Regions from separate parts of the Mus musculus genome. Here region 1 is linked to region 2. Evidence: chromatin loops called from intact Hi-C (ENCODE). Cell type or tissue: heart. All regions are shown on one strand. Each heading gives the region's core, and the rest is flanking DNA. Links, peaks and the distances in the headings are about the cores only. Region 1 holds the start of Chchd2 (coiled-coil-helix-coiled-coil-helix domain containing 2). Region 2 holds the start of Zfp11 (zinc finger protein 11).

Region 1 (5,375 bases), core at 251-5,250, 220 kb after region 2:
CATTTCTGTACATTGCTGACCGCTTGGTGTGCTCCTGCTTCCGAATTAGTTGCTGTATTCTTTTTTAATATTTATTTATTTATTCATTTCATCTATGTGAGTACATTGTAGCTGTCTTCACACACAACAGAAGAGGGCATCAGATCTCATTAGAGATGGTTGTGAGTCCCCATGTGGTTGCTGGGATTTGAACTCAGGACCTCTGGAAGAGCAGTGCTCCTAACCTCTGAGTCATCTCTCCAGCCCAAGTTGCTGTATTCTTTATGTAAGGCTGAGGTCTGTGGACTTTTCACTGTACAGCACAGTACAGTTTGGCATATCTACTCTCATCCTTGCTCTATACAGTGATTTTTAAGGCCAACCTAACAATCAATACCCTTGTCTCAAAATGGTGAGCAATGCTGTCATACAGTTAGGCGTGGTAGTGCACACTCAGGAAGCAGTAACGTGGAAACTCAGGGCCAGGTCATCTGACCCCTCTGAGTTTCCAAGGCTCTAGTGCCCATTCATTTGCATATGTCCACTCATGGACAATTAAAGTTAGAAAGTTCCCCAAAGGATTGATTTATTTAAATGACAGTTGGACCTCTCTGAGCTCCGAGGCATTAGAAGCTATAGAATGAGCAAACACTTGGGAGGCAGAGGCAGGCGGATTTCTGAGTCAAGGCCAGCCTGGTCTACAGAGTGAGTTCCAGGACAGCCAGGGCTACACAGAGAAACCCTGTTTCAAAAAAAAAAAACAAAAACAGAATGAGCAAACAGCTTTCCTTTTATTGGTCTATCAGTTTCAGAAATATCAGACAGGTGTTGCCATGTAAAAAAAAATTGAGGACAGTCAAGGACTAACCTAGTGAACATCTGAATTAAGATTTAGAGCTGGAAGGAGGACAGGCGGCTGGTCAAAGACTCACTGGAGAAGGATGCTTGACACCTTGAGGTTGGTTGACTCCTGGAACCCAGAAGGTGGAAAGAAACAACCAACCCCAATAAGGTGCCCTTGGACCTTCACACAGGTACCGAGGTTCTCCAGCACACACAGAGGCATAAATACACTGGCCATCCCGGCTATTCAGTTAGTGAACAAGGCCATTTAGAAGAAGGATTTAGAACCAGTGTTGACAATGGAGAAAGACAGTCACAAGTCAACAAAATCTAAAAGTCATGAGGTGATATTAGGAATGCAGTCCAATGCCTTCATTTTACCCAGTTAGAAAGGGCTGAACTTAACCAGCACTTGGGAGGCAGAGGCAGGCGGATTTCTGAGTTCGAGGCCAGCCTGGTCTACAGAGTGAGTTCCAGGACAGCCAGAGCTGCACAGAAAAATCCTGCCTCAAAAATAAATAAATAAATCAAGAAAGGTTTGGGCTGGAGAGATGGCTCAGGAGTTAAGAGCACAGACTGCTCTTCTAAAGGTCCTGAGTTCAATTCCCAGCAACCACATGGTGGCTCACAACCACCTGTGTACTCCTCATATACATAAAATAAAAATTTTTAAAGATTTATTTTATACATAAGTACACTGTAGCTGTCTTCAGACACCCCAGAAGAGGGCATCTGACCTCATTACAGATGGTTGTGAGCCACCATGTGATTGCCAGGACTTGAACTCAGGACCTTCCAAAGAACAGTCAGTGCTCTTACCTGCTGAGCCATCTCGCCAGCCCATAAAATAAACTAAGAAAAAAAAAATCTTAAAAAAAAAAAAAAAAGTGGGGGCCGGGTTAGGGTGCCGTGGGCAAGGTCTGGTAGCCCATACCTTTAATCCCAGTCCTTGGGAGGCAGAGGCGGGCAGCCTCTTTGGAGTTCAAGGCCAGCCAGGGCCATAGTGAAAACCCCTTTCAAGGAAACAACAAACCACCACGCCAATCCAAAAAGAAAAATCTAGGGAAAGTGACCTGCCTGAGCTGCAACTTTGACTCATATTTTTGGGGGGGTTCTGGACAGGAATCTCTCTATGGGTAGCCTTGCTAGCCTTGAACTGGTTGCAACCCCCGCTTGCCTTCCGGGAGAAGGAGGCACAAGGGACTATCTTGATGACAGATGACGCATGCGCTACAACATGCACTCCCGAGGTTCACTCCCAGTATGAGCACAATTTTAGTTTTCTACGATTTTATTACCCCAAGGAGGGACCTCAGAATCTGGACTGGGGGGAGGGGTGTCAACAATTTCCTATTTGTTTTTTAGGTCGGCCGGCAAGGTAGCTCAATAGATCGTTTACCACAAAATGGTAGACATCTTGGACCCAAGTGATGGAAAGACATAGCTTTAAATTTTCGGCCCTCTACACACAGCCCGCAATTTTCTTTGTTTCTTTTTCCTTAAAAAAATAAATAAATAAAAGAAAAGAAAATCTTTAAAGCCGGCAATCCCAGCCCTAAGGAAGCGGAGTCAGGAAAATCAAGGAAGGCCAAGCGAGGCCATAAAGTTCAAGGCTAACCTGAGACTCAAAAACGCAGTGAGTAGAACAAAGAAAATACAAAAACCACCCCACCCCCACCCCTGGCCAAGAGTTTACCACGCATCTTTCTTTCCTCGCCTCCTTGTATACTACGCCCTCGACAGCCCTTCCCCCAGCCTGTCTAGGGAAAAGGTCACGTTTCAGAGTCCTCTCCCCGAGTGCACCGACCATGTCCCTGTTCTCAGGAAGTCCGCCCCACCAGCGGATCCCTTCCCGACCGCTCGCTCCGTCTCTTCACCGGTCGCCTTCGCAGCCCTCAGGCTACAGAACCTTGCCCTGGCGGCCCGCGCTCGGTTCCCGGCCCCGAGGGTCTCACCTGGCCGGAGGAGTCACCCGGGAAGTGCGGCTTCGGCTTCCACGCGGCATCCTAACTGCTCGAAGTCTCACCGATCAGCGAAGACAAACTGCGAAACGTACAGAAGCGTCCAGCAATTTCTACCAAGGAGAGAGGAAGGGTGGAGGCGGTACCTCACCGGGCAACCAATAAGAAATCAGGAAAAGCTCGGGCGCTAAAGGTTATTGGACAAAGGAGATATCAGTAATGGGCAGAGCCTGGACTCAGCGTCCTAGGCCCGGAAGTTACGAAGTTGGCGAGGAGGAGCTAAGGCTAACCGGAAGTTCCTGGGGTTGCACTCTCAAATTTTGTCCTCCGATTCAATGGTGGAGGTTAGGTTTTTGCTTCCGATGGCCGGCTGGCCTACTCCACAACCTGACTGACCTTGATTTTCACTGTCTCCTGCCTTAGCCTCTCAAGTAAACTGGATTAGGGGCTTACTGGGGTCTGCTCTTGGGCTGTTTACTTAACCCTTCTCTGTTTTGTTTTGGGACAATGCCTCCGGTAACGGATGTTGCCTTGGATCTCGCTGTTCTCACGTCTCAGCCTCCTAGTACTGGTCACGCAGGAAAAACTCTGTTTTTCTGTTATAAAGAATTTACTAATAAACGTGTTTGGAAATATTAAATTACATAAGCAGAATTTCGCTAAAGGAGCTCTGCTCCCAACATGTCTGGAAGATAGTGAACTAGCCGAGCTTATTAGAAACTATGAAAAAGGGGCTGATGAGATGGCTCAGCGGAGAAGAGCACTGACTGCTCTTCAAAAGATCCGGAGTTCAAATCCCAGCAACCACAAAGTGGCTCACAACCACCCATAACGAGATTTGACACCCTCTTCTGGTGTGTCTGAAGACAACTACAGTGTACTTACATATAATAAATAAATAAATCTTAAAAAAAAAAGAAACTATGAGAAAGAAAATTCTGTACATAATTCAAGTTTCTGTTGCAGAGAAATTTTCTGCTCATATTTACCAAGGCTCGTCTTCAATTAAGCGCTATTTCCATAATAAAAGAAGACCATCCTGACTTAATACTAGCCAGTAAGATCATCTGCATATCAAAGAACAGGCCTCTAAAGCTGTTGTCCTCAACCTGTGGGTTTCAGACTGTGATTTAGGGACTGAGTTACTGCTCTTTTCCACGTAAGACTGCTCAAATGCAGAGATGCCCACATTCCAGTATCCAGAACTGTATAAAAGGGTTGCAGCATTAGGAAAGTTGAGAATCATTGAATCTAGAAGTCTCCTCAACTGTGGCCACAGAGGCTTGTGGTCCCATAAGCTCTCACCACAGAGGATGTTGGTGACCTGAGCCCATTGATTGGCAGAGATATCTGCAGTGTCAATCCATGATGCTTCCTGGAAAACACTCTTGTCCTCGTAATGTGGATGAAGACCATTCCTACACATTGCCCATGAGGTCATATAGTCCTACAGAGTAGCAGTAGGCCATCTGATGGAGAAACAGGGGACTCTCCTCCCCACCAAATGCCCAGGGGAATGGGGGAAGAGTTTTCCTCTGCCACCTTGTCAGGCACTGTGTATGAAAGGAGATCTTATCATAGTTGTTCTGTGGCAGTGGGAAAGCGATCACTGGTGACAGTCCGTGAAAACCATTTTCAGCTCTGTTACCCCTGGGGAACTATCTGTGACAAGGACAATGGAAGTCAAAGAGTTATCAGCCTGTCCCAAGGATGTGCACCTGTCTGTCCAGAGGAAAACCATGAAAGATCTTGAGAGAGAGTGAAAAATAGAGAACTTGCCCCATTGTTCCAGGATGCCAGGTGTTTGCAGTTTTTGCCAGGTGTTTTCGGTTTTTGCCTTTATAAACCCCTAAACCCCTCACCCCTTGAGCTCATGTTCAACTCCTCTACCCCTGCGTGGGATACAAGTCGTCCCCAGTGCACTGGTCTTTCCCGAATAAACCTCTTGCAGTTTGCATCAAGACCGTTACTCATAGCCGGGTGGTGGTGGCACACGCCTTTAATCTCAGCACTTGGGAGGCAGAGGCAGGCGGATTTCTGAGTTCGAGGCCAGCCTAGTCTACAAAGTAAGTTCCAGGACAGCCAGGGCTACACAGAGAAACCCTGTCTCGAAAAAAAACAAAAACAAAAACAAAACAAAACAAAACAAAACAAAAAAAAGACTGATTTGGGGTGTCGCCTCTCCTGAGTCAGAACGTGGGGGAATCCTCACGTTGTGGGTCTTTCAACCAGAATCACTCTACTCTGCTGCTTCATGGGGGGAGAGTGACCTCAGTTCCCTTCCATGGTGCTTTTTTGTTTTGTTTTGTTTTTCGAGACAGGGTTTCTCTGTATAGCCTTGGCTGTCCTGGAACCATGGTGCTTTGGAAAGAGCGCTGTCTCTGCCCATCCAGCTCCTCCATCCCTGGAGGGATGGAACCACTGGAGCCCATGCTCTCCCATTCTCCCATTGCCCTTCCTGACTTTATTTAAAGTCACCTGTGTTTGCTCATGTGATTGGTTCTGTGAGGCCCCAACTTAGAGAACTTAGAGCGTTTCTCCCTGGAAGGTAAAGCCCCCGGATGTTCCTCAAGCTTGTTTTCCCTGATCTCT
Region 2 (5,375 bases), core at 175-5,174:
TCTGTGAGTTCCAGGCTAGTTTGATAACTAAATGGAGTTCCAGGATAGCCAGAGCTACACTACACAGAGGGGCCATCTCCTGCTCCCTCTCTCTCACTCTCACTTTTACTCTCTCTGGCTAGATATAGGTGGAAATATATGTTATGCACGTTAAAATAAAAACTAAATACACAGTTAAAATAGGGAGTTTATTAGGTTGGTTTATATAAGATATAATTAGGGTTACCATTGCTGTGATGAGACACCAATACCAAAAGCACCTTAGGAAGGAAAGGGTTTATGTGGCTTACACTTCCACATCACCACCTTTCATCATCAAAGGAAGTCAGGGCAGGAACCTGGAGGCAGGAGCTGATGCAAAGGCCACGAAAAAAGATGCTTACTGGCTTCCTCCTCATGGCTCACTCAACCTGCTTCCTTATAGAACCCAGGACCACCAGCCCAGGGTTGGTACTGCCCAAAGTGATCTGAGCCGCCCTTCCAAATTAATTGCTAATTATGAGAATGTCCTACAGGTGTGGCTATAGGATCTAATGGAGGCAGTTTCTCAAATGAAGTGCCCTCATCTCTGATGACTTTATCTTGTGTCAAGTCGACATAAAACTAGCCAGCACATACAATCCAACCTGGGTTAGTATGACAATGGCTGTCTTCACAATCTGAGAGACCTGAGAACCCTGCAGTTCCTTCCTCAGTTTGCAAAGCTGGATGCCTCTGCAGTCCTAACCTTGTGCTGAAAGCCTAGAGGCTTCCTGGAGATCCACTAAATGTCAGTGCATGTTGGAAGCCCAACGAAATGGGGTTCTTGTATCAGCAAAGGAATGTAGCCGCAGTGGTAACAGCAGTGAGAGACACAACAGAATAGATGAACTTATCAGCAAGACTGAACGAGCAAAAGGGAAAGCTTTCCTCTAGGACTTCCTTTGAATTGAGCTACTAACGGAAGGTACCACCCACATTTAGAATGTCTTCCCACTTCAAATAAGCTAGCCAAGAAAATTGCTCAGAACTGTGCCCAGCAGCTCATGTCTGAATTGAGTCTAAAGCCAGTTAAATTGACAACCACAATTAACCATCATACATATGGACAATTTTCACTTTGTGATAGCTGACATTTCCTGAATATGTGTAGCATTGAGAAGTTAAACTTAAAGAGACAAGAAAAAAAATGCGAAGAGTAAAATATATTTCCCTTCAGTCTCATCATGCTTAGTATAAAAAAAAACCTGCCCTGGAAAGGTCCTCAAACTAGAACTCAGAGTAATATAATTTCAGCTGCACGCTGCACGCAGATAATTGACTGATGTGTTTATTGAAACAGGGTCTTAAGATGTTACCTAGGTGGCCTGGTATTCCCTGTGAAGGCCAAGCTGGTCCTTAACTCAGTCCCTCGGGCATTATTCCAATGGCTAGAAATACAAGCGTGTACAGGTACATGCTAACATGCTGATCATTTCAGAGAACGCACAACAACAGAGTTGACCATGGTATCAGTAAACCGAAGAAGAGAGAATACTAGAAAAAGAGAGCATTTGGAATCCTTCAGGCTTTTGTTGTTGTTGTTGGAACAAACAGAGCATCCTTAAACTTCATGGAATTGGTTGGGGGGGGGGGCAGGGCACTGACCCCCCCCCCAATCTTTCATTAAAGGATCCATATATGAACTGCCAAACTTTTTGGAAACAAAGGTGATGAAAAGTCTCCCTAGACCTCAGGCAGTGAATAACTATACACACACGTGTAAGCACAGTCACAGGGTAGTAGTCATGAGGTAAAAAAGCTAGAAATCACAGGTCCCTGTACAGTCCTGAAGTGTTTCTAGTATATGCTTCCAGGAGCTATGTCAAAGCATGGACTCTCATTTATTTGCAACAACGATTAAACCCAGGACTGGGAGCTCTTACCAAAAAGCTAACCCAGCACTCAGGAGGCATCAACCAAAAAAAAAAGGAAACTTCCAGGCCAGAATGGGCTACTTGAAGAGATGTCTGTCATTAAAGAAAAAACAAAAGGGGGGAGGGGGGTCTAGGGAACATAAACACAGGGAGGGGCAGTCCTTGGGAACTATTGGCAAGGTGAGTATATGAATTTTTAAATAACGTGAAAGCTCTTGAAAAAAAAGTTAAAGCTGGCTTACTGTATGACCCATAAGTCACAATAGAGAGTAAATATACCAAGATGAGGACACAGTTATAATATTACAGTAGCCAAGATATGTAAATAAAACAGTCCCTGTATCCCTTTGGTAACCAGCCTTAAAGGCTGCAGGCTCACAGATCCGCCGAGGACAGAATCCCAGGGACCTTAACAACTCCTAATCTGGGACATGGCACCGGTAGCACCTAGTACCTGCGCTTGAGGTCAGAAGTACTGAAATCCAGTACCAAAAAAAGAAAAAAGAAAAAGAAAAAAGGCATATGTATCACCTCTGAAATCAGCCAGGGGAAAGCTCAACCCAAAGGTTTTTCGTGCTAAAGTGCCCGTGCCTAGGGAGAAGGAGTGACGTGAAAAGTTTTACTAGGATTCTAATTAATAGCTGTCCAGTGCTTTCTGCACAGACGCACGGTTCACGAACACAAAACAAGTCCTTTTGCATTGCTACCCGATGTGCACGGGGGCGGGGGGGGGCAGAAATATAAAAAGCACAAGAATTTGTTTGATACGCGGGGACAGTTTAATGTGAAGACATGGGAAATTCGTAGGAATTTACTGTCCAAGGTGCAGGCCGCTGGGGAGAAGTGGGTGCGGACCCCAGCTCAGGGCTTTTCTCGGGCAGGACCGGCACACGGGGAGTCGGGATGTCCCCAGTATCCCGCCATCGGGCTGCCAGCCTTGGGCCCTCGCCGCGAGCTGACAGATGCCCTAGAGAACTCGACCCGACCCGGGACTGGCCGCCGATCCCGCACCGCTGCATCTACAAAAACCACCTCCCTGCTCGGAGGCCGAGCCCGGACTCACCTTGTCCCGATTCCGGAACGGATCTTTTCCGCGGTGTCCCGTTCCAGAGTGTCCGGGTTCTCTGGTCTCCGGTTTCCGCAGGCTTCCGTTCCGGGGTATCTGGGTTCCCGGGTCTCCGGGTTCCGCGGTGACCCGGAGAGTGTTTGGGTTCCGAGGTGGCTAGGAATAATCCTCCCTGGGAGTCCAAGTGGTGAGGGCAACAGGCTGGCTGGCAAGAGCTGGACCGGAGGTGCAAATAGGAAACGGTCTCCAGTGATGGTGGCACCCCACCCAAAGCCCGCCAAGACAGAATGAAGTCTGTCTCCATGGTAGTTCTCAGTCTAAGGGACCTGGATGCAGACCACTTTTGGCATCCCACAGCCTTGATTAACACTGCAAGTTATCACTTCCAGGCTGAGTAGGGACAAAAATGATAGGTCTTTGCTGTATAGATTATTTTTGACAATTCTCTTAAGAATTTTGTACAATGTTTTTGTTTTGTTTTTTGTTTTTTGTTTTTTGTTTTTTGTTTTTGTTTTTGTTTTTGTTTTTTTGCATTTCCATATAGTTGCTTCAAACCCCTGTTAGATATGTATTAGATATCATGGCATGTCAGGGCAACCTGACTCCCACTTTGTTCTGGAAAGAATGCGCTGATGAATACAGAATCCTATATTGATAGTCTTTTTCTTTGACTTTAAAGAAACTTGTTGTTTGTTTGTTTGTTTGTTGTGACAGGGTTTCTCTGTGTATCTCTGGCTGTTCTGGAACTCTGTAGATCATGGCGGCTTTAAACTAAGAAATCCACCTGCCTCTGCTCCCAAGCGCTGGGATTAAAGGTGTATGCCACAACCTCTGGCTTCACTTTTAAATTTCTAATTCTGATTAGATTATTTCTGTAACTGAGATCATACTTTGCTAGATATGTGTTGATTTTGCTTATTTCTCTCTTGATTTTCAGTTAATCTTTGGATATTTCTAGTTTGACTATGGTGTATGTCTTAGCGTTACTATTGCTGTGAAACACCATGACCAAAGCAACTTGGGGAGGAAAGGGTTTGTTTTGCTTACACTTCTAGAGCACTCTTCATCACTGAAGGAAACAGGACAGGAACTCAAAAAGGGCAGGAACCTGGAGGCAGGAACTGATGCAGAGGCCATAGTGGAGTGCTGTTTACTGGCTTGCTCAGCTTACATAGAATTATTTTCAGCTTACATTGCTCAGCTTTTCCCCCAGTGGTTTCCTACAGTAGAGTACGCATGAAGAATCTTCAGTTTGGAGATGAAAGACTCACTTGCACATATGACTGAATCAAAGGGAAGATTTGGACTGTAATTCATGACACTTCATGCCAACAAACTCCTACAATCACCACCGATGAGAGTGTAAGAAGCATCCTCCATCAAGGAAGGAGATTTTTAAAGGAAATACAGTTAAAATGAACCTGCCCACGACTTCCCTGCAAAGTGTAAGCTCCTGAGAAATATTTAATGAAGGGAGGGAGTGAAATATGGGCAGGAGGTTGGGAATTCTGTAGGGGAGAGATCCTCACTCAGAGAGACAAGGTTTCTGTAGTTTTCCACCATCACATTTCTATACAAATTCCACCAAGCAGGGTCTAAGCATTCCTGCTCTTCTGGAGAGAAATCAACGGAGACATCCTTGAATGACAGCAGCTCCTGAAATTAAAAAAAAAAAAAAAAACAAAAAAAAAACAAAAAAAAAAAAACAGCATGATGACCGTGATGACCATGTGACATCAGGTGCTAGGGGTGTAGCTTTTGATGTCATCGCTCATGCTGTGATGAGTTTTCAGAGCTGTATCTGCTTCTTGGTCCTCCTCACTCCTGTAATGCTTCATCCATACTCCCCACAAGTAACCCAAATGAACTCGCTGTCTCACTACACTGAACTCAGTGAGTCCTGGAGTTGTTTCCTTGTCTGTGATTGGTACCCTGCTGGGGTGAACAAGCATCTAGTCACATTTCCACATGAAGAGTCAAACAGTGAGCTTGGGAAGAGTCGTTGAATGTCCCAGCAACAGATGATAAGATGTGCAACTGGAGTTGATCTGTGAGTGGGTTGTCCATAGAGGCCATCTCACTATGGCCACCTTGTCCCTCATGGTAGAGGATGATGCGCCTCCTTGCTGTGGCAACGGTTACATGCTCCCTGTGACGAGTGATGAGACATCCAACCAAAGGCCAGCTATCTCCTTGAGTATAGTGTTCTTGATTGGGACTCCCAGAGTGGGCACCTAACTGTATGTGGCAAGGGGCAGCATACTGTCATGATGAATTAGGTGTGCCGTGTGAACATAAGACTGCTTCAAAAGGGCGGATAAAGACTATACCGCAGTCTCTAAAAGCAGCATGAATGGAATGGGTGGCAGCCTGAGGTATCTTTCAGCAGTGTGGCCAAGAAGAAATACAACGGA

Evidence for each region. Hi-C counts contacts between places; a loop is a spot of excess contacts. Peaks named below come from ENCODE experiments on the same cell type or tissue, not always from the same donor. Only the 100,000 strongest peaks of a DNase experiment are listed, where the experiment ranks them.
Region 1: a loop joins it to region 2, with 11 times the contacts of the local background. A loop is called at or near these places in 1 of 42 quality-filtered maps.

What each region holds. Positions count from the first base shown.
Region 1 is chr5:129,884,421-129,889,795 of GRCm38, forward strand. It overlaps Chchd2 (coiled-coil-helix-coiled-coil-helix domain containing 2), which reads right to left and starts at 3,050. Exons shown (of 4, transcript NM_024166.6): 1 at 2,778-3,050. The coding sequence starts at 2,827. In heart, for the core only: no CTCF peak of the experiment used is centred there; DNase peaks (open chromatin) are centred at 1,961 and 2,971; H3K4me3 peaks cover 2,323 bases; H3K27ac peaks cover 1,803 bases.
Region 2 is chr5:129,667,102-129,672,476 of GRCm38, forward strand. Zfp11 (zinc finger protein 11) reads right to left here and starts at 2,987. Exons shown (of 3, transcript NM_172462.4): 1 at 2,959-2,987. In heart, for the core only: no CTCF peak of the experiment used is centred there; a DNase peak (open chromatin) is centred at 2,970; H3K4me3 peaks cover 1,492 bases; H3K27ac peaks cover 1,262 bases.